2 separate regions of the Homo sapiens genome follow, and region 2 is linked to region 1. The links are chromatin contacts, found by Hi-C in ENCODE. All regions are on one chromosome and are shown on one strand. Each heading gives the region's core, a stretch centred on a gene start or an enhancer-like site at or near the end of the contact. The rest is flanking DNA. Distances are from core to core; before and after follow the strand shown.

Region 1 (7,063 bases), core at 1,371-3,870:
TCTATATAGACGCAAATAAATATATATATAAAAGATATATATACATATAAAAGCTCAGGAAAAAAAGTTATCACATTGAGCTTTTGTGTTTAGTTACCCATCCAGAAAGGCTTTGTGGCAGAGTGATATATTCCAAAATGCTTTGAGATCAGGGAAAAGATAGCTACTTGCCTCCAGAAGTTTGGGATTATGTTTCAACTGTTATCTTATATGAACACCACTAAATTTGAACAGGTCTAGTTCTTTAGGGTTGAGGTACAAAGTGCCTGAAGAAAATTATCATAGTAAGAGAATATACAGCTTTTTAGAGGAGGCCATTTAAGGAAAAAATGATGACCTCAGCTAAATGGGAACTTGGCTTTTCTTTATCTGTATGTAAGAAGGAATAAACTTGAGGTCTGAGAGAGAAAGTTGGAAGAGTAGGAAAAAAGTACACGGGGGAACAAAGAGGACAAATTATTAGACAGCGAGAATACTGAGTAAGTAGGTTCCATCAGTAGGAGAGAATTACCAGTTAAGTAAGCAACTCAAAGTTGCGATTAGACAGGATAGATGTTTTATAAATATTTGCTAACTAGCATATGAGTATTAAAACTAGGTAAACACTGTATTCCAATTAAATCTAGTTTGACTTGTAATTCTAGTTTAAACCTTTTCTGGGGCTTTTTCAGCCTTTTCATATCTACAGGTATTCTCTAACATATTTTCCAGATTTTTATGCCTTTACATTTGCTTAGAAAGATAATTATACAAAATGCTTAGATTTTAGTTAAATCTAGATTCTATTTGGGAAAAAACTCATATTTAACAAGATTAGGTTTTTCTATAAAAAGCATGAGTTATTCCAAAATAAATTATTTCTTCTTCATAACTTAGCTTTACAACCAAACCATACCATTTGAGGAAAGTGCATCTGATATAGTTTGCCTGTTCAGTGTCTCAACTTTTCTTTACAATATCTTAAGATTTTTGCCCTTTTTTTTTGATTTCCTAAAAGTGCACACAATTCATAACTCAAGCCATTTTGTGGATAAGATTAGTATCCAGTCTTCTTAAGGAGAGAGTGGTCTCTAATAATGGTATTATTCTAACACTTCTAGAAGGAAAAATGTATCACAGTGTATAATGAAATCACCAAGAAACAACACTATACAGAATATTTTCCTCGATACAGAAGTCATTCACTGTTGTATACTTATAAGAAGTGGCAATAAGACACTCTATCATTTAATATTACAATGTTTATACACAACTTTTTGTTCTCAAAAGTACTTTGACATGCCATTTAGTTTTTTACAGTGCTTTTTCCGAAAAGGTCCAAGTGACAAAAGAAAAGAAAGAACTATTTCAAACACAAATATTAAACATTTAATGGGATATGGCGGAATAAGCACTGGAAGTCAAGAGACTTGTTTCTAATCCCAGCTCTGCCTGTAACTAGCTGTGTGACTTCATATGCGTCACTAAATCGTTTCTTAAATTGTAAAGAAAGTAGTTCTTAATGTTTAAATCTGAATTTCTAAAAATCTACTACAATTAAGGTACTTTCAAATATTACATTATAATTAACAGCCCAATTAAATATAAGCCATTTTGCCATACGTGTTTAGTCCTTCGCTTTTGTCTCAATTTGACCTGAAGCCTGGATCAATTAGTCTGCACACTCAAGACGTACTCTGGGGCAAGAGGGACTAGGGAAAGATTCTTTTAAGATGGGATGATGCTGAGCAGGTTAGGCAGTTAGGAATGAATGCATATTCAAATAAGGCGCAATGAAGAAGAAATCTGCTTCCATGGGGAAATACGTTGCAATAAGATTTGAGGGAGGCCTTGAGCTGAGATTGTCAGGTAACCACACCTTCCACCCTTCAAACTCTATTCTCCCAGTGGAATCCAAACCAGTCTCCAGTTCCGGGTTCCCAACCAATCGCATCAAGCCACAACAGAGGGATCTGCCAACCCGGGCACCGCTTCAGGGATCTAGACCCAGTGAGAGTCACACAACCCCAGCACCTGTCGACCTCACACTCTTCCCAAATGGAGAGGGTGGGAAGGAACGCTAGGTCTATGCTTGGTCTTTTCCGATTCAAGCTACCACCAGGTCCACTAGCCCTCGAAACCGAAACCCCCGGACTTCGGGGAGAAGGGGAAGCTCCTACGCCGTGACTACGTATCAGTCCCTCAGGGCTAATTCTCCCATTCTCCCCCGACACTGGTTTCTCAGGCCTCGGGGACTCCGCGCCTGGAAGCCGACAGGCGAGAGTGAGGGCAGCGGGGGAGGGTGCACTCCAAAACACTGCAGGAAAAGACGGAAAAGCAGGGGCAGGAGTAGCAGTGTTCCCCCTGGGCGAGGGCCGGAGGCCGTTCGTGCGTTTGTCGATGGGTCTGTCATTCCCTCACTCACCAGGAGCAGAAGGGAGCATCTGAGGTCGGGTAAGGATAGGAAGACGGCAGGATGCATGGTAACGCTGGGGTCCGTGACAGGGACAGGCGCTGGCGGCTGGGACTGGGCTAGGTTGGGTTGGGTTAGGAAAGGGCTGGGCTCCGGGAGCCGACGGCAGCGGAGGATTCTCCAGGCAGCGGCACCTCGTCCTCTCGACCCGGGCTCCAGCGGCGAACACCCGGGACAACTTCCAGAGAGGCCTCTCACACCCTCACTTCCGGGTCCTGCCCACCTCGGTGCACTTCGGGAAATGTAGTCCTGCACTAGCCTCACCCCGCACGTCGTCCGTCATCTAGAACTTCCTTTCCCATTGGGCTCTCGGCCCCGGTCCACTGAGTCCTCTGCGCGCGGGGTCCTGTGGGATAGAAGGGCGGAGGGCGGGTGTACGCGGTGCTTCAGAGGATGGGAACTACAATTCCCAGAAGGATGTGCGGCCGAAAGCCTCGGGCGGCCTTTTGAGGGGCTCGGCTAGCTTCAGCGCCGTGGGGTCTGACCTGGCTGGATATAGTGTACCGGCCCGGCAGGAGGGGCGGCCCGGTCCGGGTTGCGCCTCCTGGAGCCGCCCCCGGGACGTCAGTCCTGGAGGAGGCGAGGGTGAGTAGGAGGGGGCCTGGCTGGGGAGGCTCAGATCATTCGGTCCGCACCGCCTTGGCCCCTGCTGCAGACTCACGGCCTTCCTGGCCTAGGCTGTGGCCTGAGCCTCCATCATTGGCCTCCTCGCCCGCTGCCTCTTCTTTCTGCTCTAATTCCTGCATTATAAAGTCAGAGCCACCACTCGGGGCCTCAGTTGAATGAGTCAATGACTTATCCCTGATTGTCTCTGAGGGCTCCTGTAAGGAGTAGATGTGGTACGGGATGGGATAGCACGTCGTAAACTGGAAAACTGTGTGAGTGATTGCTGCTAAGGCGTGGATCGCTCCTCCAGTATAATTACGAAATTCCCTAGCAAAGCAGTCGAGGATCCTAACTTGGCCCCAGGTAGCTCTGCGGCTTCTTCTGCAAACACTCAGTGAGGTCCAGGAGCCCACGCGATCTCTGCTTAGTACCCAGGAGGCACACTGTGCTTTTGTGGTTCTCCCTGCTCCCGCCTTTGCTTCAGCTTTCCTGCTGCCTGGAATGGCCTTACCCGTTCTCTCTCTGGAATGCTATCTTAAATGTCACCATCTCTGAGAACTTCCCGAACAACCAACCCTTTAGTCCTAATCAGAATTACTCTTCCTATGAGTGTGACTGCAGTACCTCTAGTTTTGTACGGTTATAATTATTAGAGCATTTATTACACGGGCTTGTTGTATAATTAGGCAAGGATGATGACACCTTTGCATTTTATAGCACTTTATCAAAGTGGTTTTGACTTTTTTCTATAAAAAATGATTTATTTTCTTAAAGGGGCAAAAAATACATTTTTTCTTAAGAAAAAAAAAGAGCCCTGCATAATGGCTTTCTCAGGGTGACAAAATTAGACAGTGATAGAGCCAATACTCTTACCAAGGCGGCCTAACTCCTAGACTAGTGCTCCTATCTCTTGTCCACGCCCCTGACAGAGCCCAAAGATAGTTGAAATGGGAAATTTTAAAAGAGCAGAGACTTGTAAGTATGAACTCATTATTCAAGAAATTAAACTTTGATCCTGCTCACTTTTTGGACTTAGCACTCAGCCTGTGACCTTTCATCCAACAAACATCTACTGAGTACTGGCTATATACCTGTTACTGTGCTAAGTGCTAAGAATTATGAAGTAAAAAGTATATATATATAATATATATAATATATGTACATATAATATATATAATATATGTATATATAATATATATATTATATATGTATATATAATATATATATTATATATGTACATATAATATATATATTATATATGTACATATAATATATATATTATATGTACATATAATATATATATTATATGTACATATAATATATATAATATATGTATATATAATATATATTATATATATAATATATGTATATATAATATATATAATATATGTATATATAATATATATATAATATATGTATATATAATATATATATTATATATGTATATATAATATATATTATATATGTATATATATTATATGTATATATATAATATATATAATATATATACATATATATTATATATATAATATATATTATATATATAATATATATGTATATATAATATATATATTATATGTATATATATTATATATATTATATATGTGTATATATAATTTATATATGTATAATATATACACACACACACATATATATAAAACAGAGATCACATTTTTAGTGTATTTTTCAAAGGGTATAAAGAACTTTTTTTGTGGTTCTGATGTGCCTAAAACTCTGATCACTTAGAATGAAAAATGACAGGTCTTAGAGTTTAGAACAGTGCCTAGCACATAGTTGTCACTCAGCTTGTTGAATGAACGAATGTGAACATGGTCTAACCTTATTATTTTTTGCATTTTACAGAAACCTAGAAAGCTGACATAGCCTGAGGACACACTGCTGATTATAAATACAACTGGGCCTAGAACCCAAGTGCAGTTACTCCCCTCCCATGTTTTCACCTCCACCTCTATTTTGTAGCTTCTCTCAAATAACCTTAATATAATCCTGGATATGACAGTAGTTCTTCTGACATGACTGTTAGACTCAGACATGACTGAAGTGTCTCACAACACCCTCTTCCTCCATATTTTCTGCCAGTCCTTAACTCAAATTGTCAGCAAAATAAAGACGTAAGGAGCTGTGCTTTACCATAATTAAGAAAGTATTAATATGTTCTCTCAAGGGCAGAATTTGAACCAATAATCCTTGTCGATGACAAGACAAATACCAGCTCATCCGTTATAAATTTATCTTAGAAAACTCTCAGATCCCCAGGAGTAACAGCGATTGGCGTGACCTGCTTTTTGGTGAAATCAGAAAAGGACTTGCCTACCCTCATGGCAGCAATTAACTGGAGCTGATTAACAGCTGCTCCCTTTAGATAAGTACATATGCTTGAGTTTACCGTGATTCTGTGACTCCCTACGTTTCTAACAGTTGTTACCTCTCTGGTCCTTGTAGGCATTCAGCTTTGGAACTTTGATAAAGCAGCTTAAGGGTTTAGGAAGGATGTTTAAGATCACTGATGCAACTATTCATCTTTCCTTCCCATCAGGTGTTTGAATTGTTGCTGCATTTCTCCAGCCTCTGCTTTCTTAAACACTCTTGTGATAGGGATCTCACTATCTTCCTATGCGGCTGATACTTATTTTTTATTTTATTTTATTTTTTTTGAGACAGGGTCTCCCTCTGTGCCCAGGCTGGAGTGCAGTGGCATGATCTTGGCTCACTGCAACCTCCATCCACCTCCCAAATTCAAGCAATTCTCCCACCTCAGCCTCCTGAGTAGCTAGGATTACAGGTGTGTGCCACCACAGCCCAGCTAATTTTTGTGTTTTTAGTAGGGACGGGGTTTCACCATATTGGTCAGGCTGGTCTCTCAAACTCCTGTCATATGTTTTTAAAAGGTTCTTACAAGCTCCATGAGACTACCGGTCAGAACAAAATTGTCCTTATTGAAATATGGTTCATTTTAGTGATACGATGTTCCAAGTAAGATCTTATGGTTAAGACCTCTATCTAGGTATATTTTCCTGGTGGACCAAGGAGAGAACAAATAAAAATTTCACTTTTTGTGAGAATGACGGCAAGACCTAGATACCTTTTAATTTAGTATTTAGCCAGGTGTGATGGCACATGCCTGAAGTCCCAGCTATTCAGGTGGCTGAGGAGGGAGGATCGCTTAACTCAGGAGTTTCAGGCTGTAGTGCGCTATGCCATTCAGGTGTCCACTTTAAGTTTGGCATCAATATGGTGATCTCCCAGGAGTAGAAGACCACCAGGCTGCCTAAGAAGGAATGAACTGGTCCACGTCAAAACTCCTATGCTGATCGTAGTGGGATTGCACCTATGAATAGCCACTGCCCTCCAGCCTAGGTAACATAGCAAGATCCCATCTCTTTAAAAATAGTTTTTTAACTAATTTTTTTTTCAGATGGAGTCTTACTCTGTTGCCCAGGCTGGAGTGCAGTGGTGCGATCTCAGCTCACTGCAACCTCCACCTCCCAGGTTCAAGCAATTCTCCTGCCTCAGCCTCCTGCATAGTTGGGATTATGGGCACGCGCCACCACGCCCAGCTAATTTTTGTATTTTTAGTAGAGACACAGTTTCGCCATGTTGGCCACGCTGGTCTCGAACTCCTGACCTCAGGTGATCTGCCCGCCTTGCCCTCCCAAAGTGCTGGGATTACAGGCGTGAGCCATCACACCCGGCCTTAACTAATTTTTTTATTTTTTTCTGAGTCAGGGTCTCAACCTGTTGCCCAGTCTGGCATGCAATGGTGTGATCTCAGCTCACTGCAAACCCTGTTTCTCAGGTTCAAGTGAAACTTCCACCTCAGCCTCCCGAGTAGCTAGGATTACAGTGCATGCCACCATGCTCAGCTAATTTTTAAAAACTTTTGGTAGGCAGGGCATGGTGGCTTATGCCTGTAATCCCAGCACTTTGGGATGCCAAGGTGGGCAGATCACTTGAGATCAGGAGTTCGAGACCAGCCTGGCCAAC
Region 2 (6,509 bases), core at 235-2,734, 4.7 Mb after region 1:
GGATTCTAGAGGATGGGAAAGATTAGGAGGAAGACAAGGATGGGAGAGATTTGTTAAACAAAATTATAGCTAGATAGGAGGAATAAGTTCTAGTGCTCTATACCACTTCAGGATAACTATAGTTAATAATATATAGTTTCAAATTGCTAGGAGGATATTGAATGTTCTCAACACAAATGATAAGCCCCCGGGGGAGTGGCTTCTGTGAGACCTAAATCCTCATCTGCCACAGAAGGAAGGCAACACATACTCTCCATAACTGAAAATGCAAGAAATAGCAGAAAATGACTATTATTTAAAAATACGGGCCAGGCGCAGTGGCTCGTGCCTGTAATCCCAGCACTTAGGGAGGCTGAGCCGAGAGGATCACCTGAGGTCAGGAGTTCAAGACCAGCCTGCCCAACATGGTGAAACGCCGTCTCTACTAAAAATAGAAAAATTAGCCAGGTGTCGTGGCGTGCGCCTGTAATTCCAGCTACTCAGGAGGCTGAGGCAGGAGAATCTCTTGAAACCGGGAGGCGGAGGTTGCAGTGAGCCAAGATCATGCCACTGCACCCCAGCCTGAGCGACAGAGCAAGACTCTGTCTCAAAAAAATAAAAAACATACGGAAACAGGTATTAGAAGAACAGCTTAAAATGTTGAAGGTGGTTAGTCTGGGGACCAGTACTCTGGGACTGGGAGGACTAGACCAGAGGTCGGCTGTTTTGCTCTTAAGGCTTACAGAACGATCTAGTTTCAAACTATCTATGTTTAACTTCGACTTTTTCCTATCAGGCTCGGTGCTGCTATTCCACTGAGCTCATGGAAAATTAAATCTTTATTAGGAGCCTTCCAAGATCACAGTGGGGTGGCAATGGGGACAGATAATGCAGAAAAGCGAAGGCTCACTGGTCTACAAATACACGTCTATCACAACCTGTAAAAGTTAACCCTGTCCCAGCCTGGCCAATATGGTGAAACTCCGTCTCTACTAAAAAATACAAAAATTAGCGGGGCGTGGTGGCGGGCGCCTGTAGTCCCAGCTACTGGGGAGGCTGAAGCAGGAGAATGGCGTGAACCCGGGAGGCGGAGCTTGCAGTGAGGCGACATCGCGCCAGTGCACTCCAGCCTGGGCGACAGAGCAAGACTACGTCTCAAACAAAGAAACAAGTTAACCCTGTCAACATCTCGACTTTAAATGCAAAGCACTGCACATGCACACGCTGAACACCTCCCCTTCCTTCTCCAGGGGCAACACAAGCACAACCGCCGCACATTTACGAATCTACACAACTGCGCATCGGAGCGAATGAGGTCAGGGCCCAGAAAGGTGGGGCAGGAACGATCCCAGCCTTCAGCTAATTCTGTCACCTCTAACGTCTGGGGCAAGAACGTTTCAGGAAACCAAGGGGGACCGAGGCTCAGCGCCGAAGAGAAAGACGCCAACTGCGGGACCTGTCGCGCCTCCCGCGCCGGGGTGGAGCTGACCCCGCCGAGTCCCGCCCCTGCCTGAGTTCGCCAGTGGTCCAGGAGCCGCTTTTTTCCACTCGGGAAGACTTCAGAGAAGTCTCACAAAGGACTCGGCTGGCTGCTTTTCTCAGTGCCGAAGCCGCGCCATGCTCGTTCTCAGAAGCGGCCTGACCAAGGCGCTTGCCTCACGGACGCTCGCGCCTCAGGTACTGGCCGCGGGGGCGCGCCCGAGCCCTGGCCGGAGGGGAGGGGAGGGGCGGGGGGTATTTCTGAAGCGTGCGAGCCACGCTCAGGCGCTCCCAGACCTGGGGCCCCGCGCCGCCGCCGAAGTTCTAACGCGGTCTCTGGAGCCGTCTGGCGCGCAAGGAGGAGGCTACAGGCCGGGGTCGTCTCGCTGGCAGTCGCTGTCAGAGGGGTTTTCTAACTGGATGCCAGTGTTTTTGTGATTTTTGTTTTTGTTTTTGAGACGGAGTCTCGCTCTGTCGCCCAGGCTGGAGTGCAGTGGCGTAGTCTCGGCTCAGTGCAACCTCCGCCTCCCGGGTTCAAGCGATTCTCCTGCCTCATCCTCCGGAGTAGGTGGAATTACAGGCGCCAGCCACCACGCCCGGCTAATTTTTTTTGTGTTTACTATTTAGTAGAGTCGGGGGTTTCACCATGTTGGTCAGGCTGGTCTCGAACTCCTGACCTCGTGATCCGCCCACCTTGGCCTCCCAAAGTGCTGGATTGCAGGCATGAGCCACTGTGCCCAGCCTGATGCCAGCTGTTTCTAGCCTAAATGCCACAACTCCCGGGACACCCCCGTGGCGCCAGCTGTTGCGTTTTTTTAGGATAACATCTCCAGATACAAATCTCCGAAAATCAACTTTAAAAGCAGTTATTAGAAATACCTCATTGGCCCATTTTCCGAGATAATAATATTTTTAAACTGTAGATACTAAGCAGTTTTTTATTTTCAGAATTTGATTAAACTGACCCAAAAAGAATGGCCATCAAAAGAAAGGATAGTTGCAGGTATTTTTTGGTATGAAGAAGGGTTTTCTAAGAAAACTAAGACACTTGGGCAATAAGGGCATAACTCATACTGGAGATGAATGAACTCAAGATAGACAATTATAATTAAGACGTTATGCACACAAACTACATAGACATTTGCATGTTGTAACCAAAAATATGTCAGTGAAAGATGCCTACTGAAACTGTTGCGATAGATTATTCTGGGTAGTGAGCCTCAGGAAATTGTCACATGCTAACCATGCCTAAATGAATGGATTTGTAAACTAGAATGCCACGGGAGTGGTCTGTGTATACACGTGTGTTTACATAAATATTTGCATGTACGTACATACAGACAGACTGGATAATTTCTGACAGGGCATTTGCTACTGAACATTAAGCTCACTCAGGCTCAGAGGGCCAGATTAGGACAGAAAATTTACCCATTGGGCATATGACTATTACAAAGGGTGGTTCTTAAAGGATAGTTCCATAAACTTGGTATAATTGAGTGCACTAAATGTACATACTTCTTGATATTGCATCTGTAATTAGAAACAATGATGGAGACAATTCTCATTTGTTGAGTTTTTTTCCTTTTCAGCCTTTATGCAGTATACACCCATAGTACAATGCAATTGGATAAGTTATAGCTTCCTTTTATATTAGTTACATTCCAGTCCTGTTTTTGACCGGTAGTCTTCATCAGTAGATTCAGGAAATACTTTGACCTGAATAGCCCTTCCTGTTTTTTTAGGAACCTTTTAAAAACAAGAGTTTTTTGTTAGTAAACGTATTTTTGGGCCTGCCAAAAGGCATGTGTACTTAATAAATTTTTTTCAATGTGTGGAACTAATACATATGGTATTGAGTAAGATGGAATATTGGCTAAACAGGGGAAAACCCTTTGTAAATTAAAGAGACTAAGTCTTAAATGTAGTTCTTCGGTAAAGGAGTATCATTATGATCCCACAGCCTTCTTGTGAGCAAATTCTCGTGAAAAAATGGCTAGAGGTAGACCCCTGCTAGGAAACAGTTGCTATATATTCATCAGAATTAAGAGTAGTTATCTTTATTGACATCTCTATGTAAACAAGTGTATATGGAGAATTGACAACAAAAGTAAACAATGGATAATGAGTCTATGTGTGTTCCTTGTACCAGACTCAGATTTGGTTGTAACCAAATCTGTAATTGTACCTTCCCAAGATATTTACATTTGTCTTACCTCCTTCAGGTGTGTTCATCTTTTGCTACGGGCCCTAGACAATACGATGGAACGTTCTATGAATTTCGTACTTATTACCTTAAACCTTCAAATATGAATGCGTTCATGGAAAATCTTAAGAAAAACATTCATCTTCGGACCTCTTACTCTGAATTGGTTGGATTCTGGAGTGTAGAATTTGGAGGCAGAACGAATAAAGTGTTTCATATTTGGAAGTATGGTAAAGAGTCATCCAGTTTTAGTATTCAGTATAGATTTTCATTCTGTTAAATGTAACATAAGACTTAGTTCTTGGATCTATATTACCATAGATACATACAGGTTAAGTAAGACTTTTTAAAAGCAATACCAAAAAAATAAATTTAGCAGATCTTCTTCCCAGTGGTACACCTCTAACCACCCCTTGCTTGAACTCTTATGTTATCATAAATGAGAAAACATGCAGTCTCATATATCAAACCATAAAATTGTGAATTAGACTTTAATCCTCAGAAAAATGTTAGAATCGTTTGCTATAAAGATAGCTCATGAAAAATTTAAAGCAGTAATTGTAAATGTTCAAGTGGGTTAAGATCACCGTTGGGCCTGCCAAAAGACATGTATATTTAATAAAAATGTTTTAAATGTGTAACTAATGTATATGGTATTGACGAAGATGGAATACTGGCTAAATAAGGGAGAAAGCTTTGTAAATTTATGAGACTCCTAATTGCAGTTCTTGGGTAAAGGAGTGTCATTAGGATAAGATAATTTTTTTTTTCTTATTATTGTTACAGCTAGGGCTGGATATCAGCATTTTTGCAGAAATAATTCACCCATTTGGGAGCTTTATAAAAATGGAGGTTTTTAAAGGATGATAGTTAACTTTTAAGCGTCACCCAACTCTGAGATTTAATAATTCTGTTATGTTTAGAGACCACTTCTTTTTTCATTTCTGTACCCCAGAGTTTCAAGGAATTCTTTCATACTACCCTAGGGAGGTAAGGAAAAGGAATGAGAGACAGTCCTTCCCATATTGAAGCTGACCTACCCCTGGTTTAGTAGAGGAAAGAGAACAAGTAACAAGAATCCCCAGAATGTTTGTTACTTCCATGTCTGTTCTTAACAGTCCACATCAGGACTTGAGGATACCTAAAGAACTTTTAATAATTTCATTTACTGTTTAGTGATCAGTGTCCAAAGTTAATAGTCATAAAGTAATTTAATATGAAAAGTGTTCATTCTATGCTTGACGTAACTCTTTAGTTTTTCCCTGTTATAATAAAACAGACCCTATTAAAACATAATTTATGCTTTAGATAAACCACAAGTTGAAACATGTCCCATTGAAAAAACTGCTAATAAAGTGTTTATAATTCATTTATATGCTTTAGATAAACCACATATATAATCCACTTATGTGCGTTAGGTGAGCCACAAGTTTAATTGTGTCCCATTAAACTGCTCGTAAAGTCTTTACAATTCACTTGTAAGATAGGTGTTATTCCTTATCCTCAGCATAAATCATATAATTCATTTACTATTAGTCTTAGGAGGCCCTAAAAGTAAATATACTATAGTTGTCCCTCTGTATTTGCAGGAGGTTGCAGGAGGTTGGTACCAGGAACCCCTGTAGATACCAGATTCAGCTCAAGTCCATTATATGAAACAGCATACTGTTTCCATCAAACCCACACACATCCTTCCATATACTTTAAAGCATCTCTAGATTATTTTTAATCCCTAATACAATATAGATACTATGTAAGTAGTTGTTATACTATATTATTTCACTTGTATTTTTAAAAAATATTTTTAATCTGCAGTTGGTTGAATCCACAGATGCAGAACCTGTGGAGAGGGAGGGCTGACTATACTAGGCCCATATCTTGGTAAATGTATATACCTGTTTGGGTAACTTAGAAAGAAGAGAAATAAGTTGTAGAGAAAAAGAATTACTGACAAGAAATAAAAGAATCAGCACTATTTCATTGGGAGCTGTTGTTCAAAAAAGAGGCTTAAAAAGTGCATCTTAATTTCATTTATGTTAACTTTGATTCAAAGTGTACCTTGACCTAATCACCCACCACCAAGGAAAAATAGTCTTTCTCTATAAATCAAATGCTTCCATTGATAAGAATCGTTAACATATACTGAGTACTAACTAAGGTGCCAAACACCATTCTAAGCTCTTTTCATGTACTAATTCATTTAATCCTCACAACAACACTGGAGGTAGATGTTATACTATTTTCTTCACAGAATAAGAAACTGAGGCACAGAAAGATTGAATAACGAACCTAATTCACACAACTTCCTAAGAAAGTCTTAGAGCCTATAAAGCCCATTCTATGTCAATTAAGTTAGTTTTTTACATTTCAACTCCCCTTTTAGACCATGAGTAACTTGAGAGCAGTTGTCACATATATTTATGTTGGCATCTCCAGCGACATAATAACATGGGGTTCCCATATGGCCTTGCACGTTTGCTGAACTGAGTAAAATTCAAGTAAAAATATGGGCGATTTTAAATAAAAAAACATTTTCTTAACTATTTTCCTCCCATAGATAATTTTGCTCATCGAGCTGAAGTTCGGAAAGCCTTAGCCAACTGTAAGGAATGGCAAGAACAATCTATCATTCCAAATTTGGCTCGCATTGATAAACAAGAGACGGAAATTACTTACCTGATACCATGGTCCAAATTAGAAAAGCCTCCAAAAGAAGGTGAGTTCTTCCCTCTTAGACTATGAGTTTTAATGAGTAAAATACTAAAGACCTAAAGTTATAAAGAGTAAAGTTCTATAGGAAAAAAATATATAATTCTTTGTTTTATATAATAATATATGATGAGTCTGG

The links. Hi-C counts contacts between places; a loop is a spot of excess contacts on that map. Pooled maps may share reads with other maps.
Region 2: a loop to region 1 is called in a pooled map, with 4 times the contacts of the local background. The contact joins the promoter of NIPSNAP3B here to the promoter of ERP44 in region 1. A Hi-C loop is called at or near these places in 2 of 37 single-sample maps with no recorded cell type and 6 of 50 pooled maps.

The regions. Positions count from the first base shown.
Region 1 is chr9:100,096,380-100,103,442 of GRCh38, forward strand. It overlaps ERP44 (endoplasmic reticulum protein 44), which reads right to left and starts at 2,621. Exons shown (of 12, transcript NM_015051.3): 1 at 2,405-2,621. The coding sequence starts at 2,461. It overlaps INVS (inversin), which reads left to right and starts at 2,864. Exons shown (of 17, transcript NM_014425.5): 1 at 2,864-3,037. It also overlaps the pseudogene RN7SL75P. RefSeq lists enhancers at 2,468-2,537, 2,548-2,687 and a silencer at 2,928-3,137.
Region 2 is chr9:104,762,645-104,769,153 of GRCh38, forward strand. It overlaps NIPSNAP3B (nipsnap homolog 3B), which reads left to right and starts at 1,485. Exons shown (of 6, transcript NM_018376.4): 1 at 1,485-1,656; 2 at 3,681-3,891; 3 at 6,219-6,377. The coding sequence starts at 1,597. RefSeq lists silencers at 1,214-1,413, 1,611-1,800.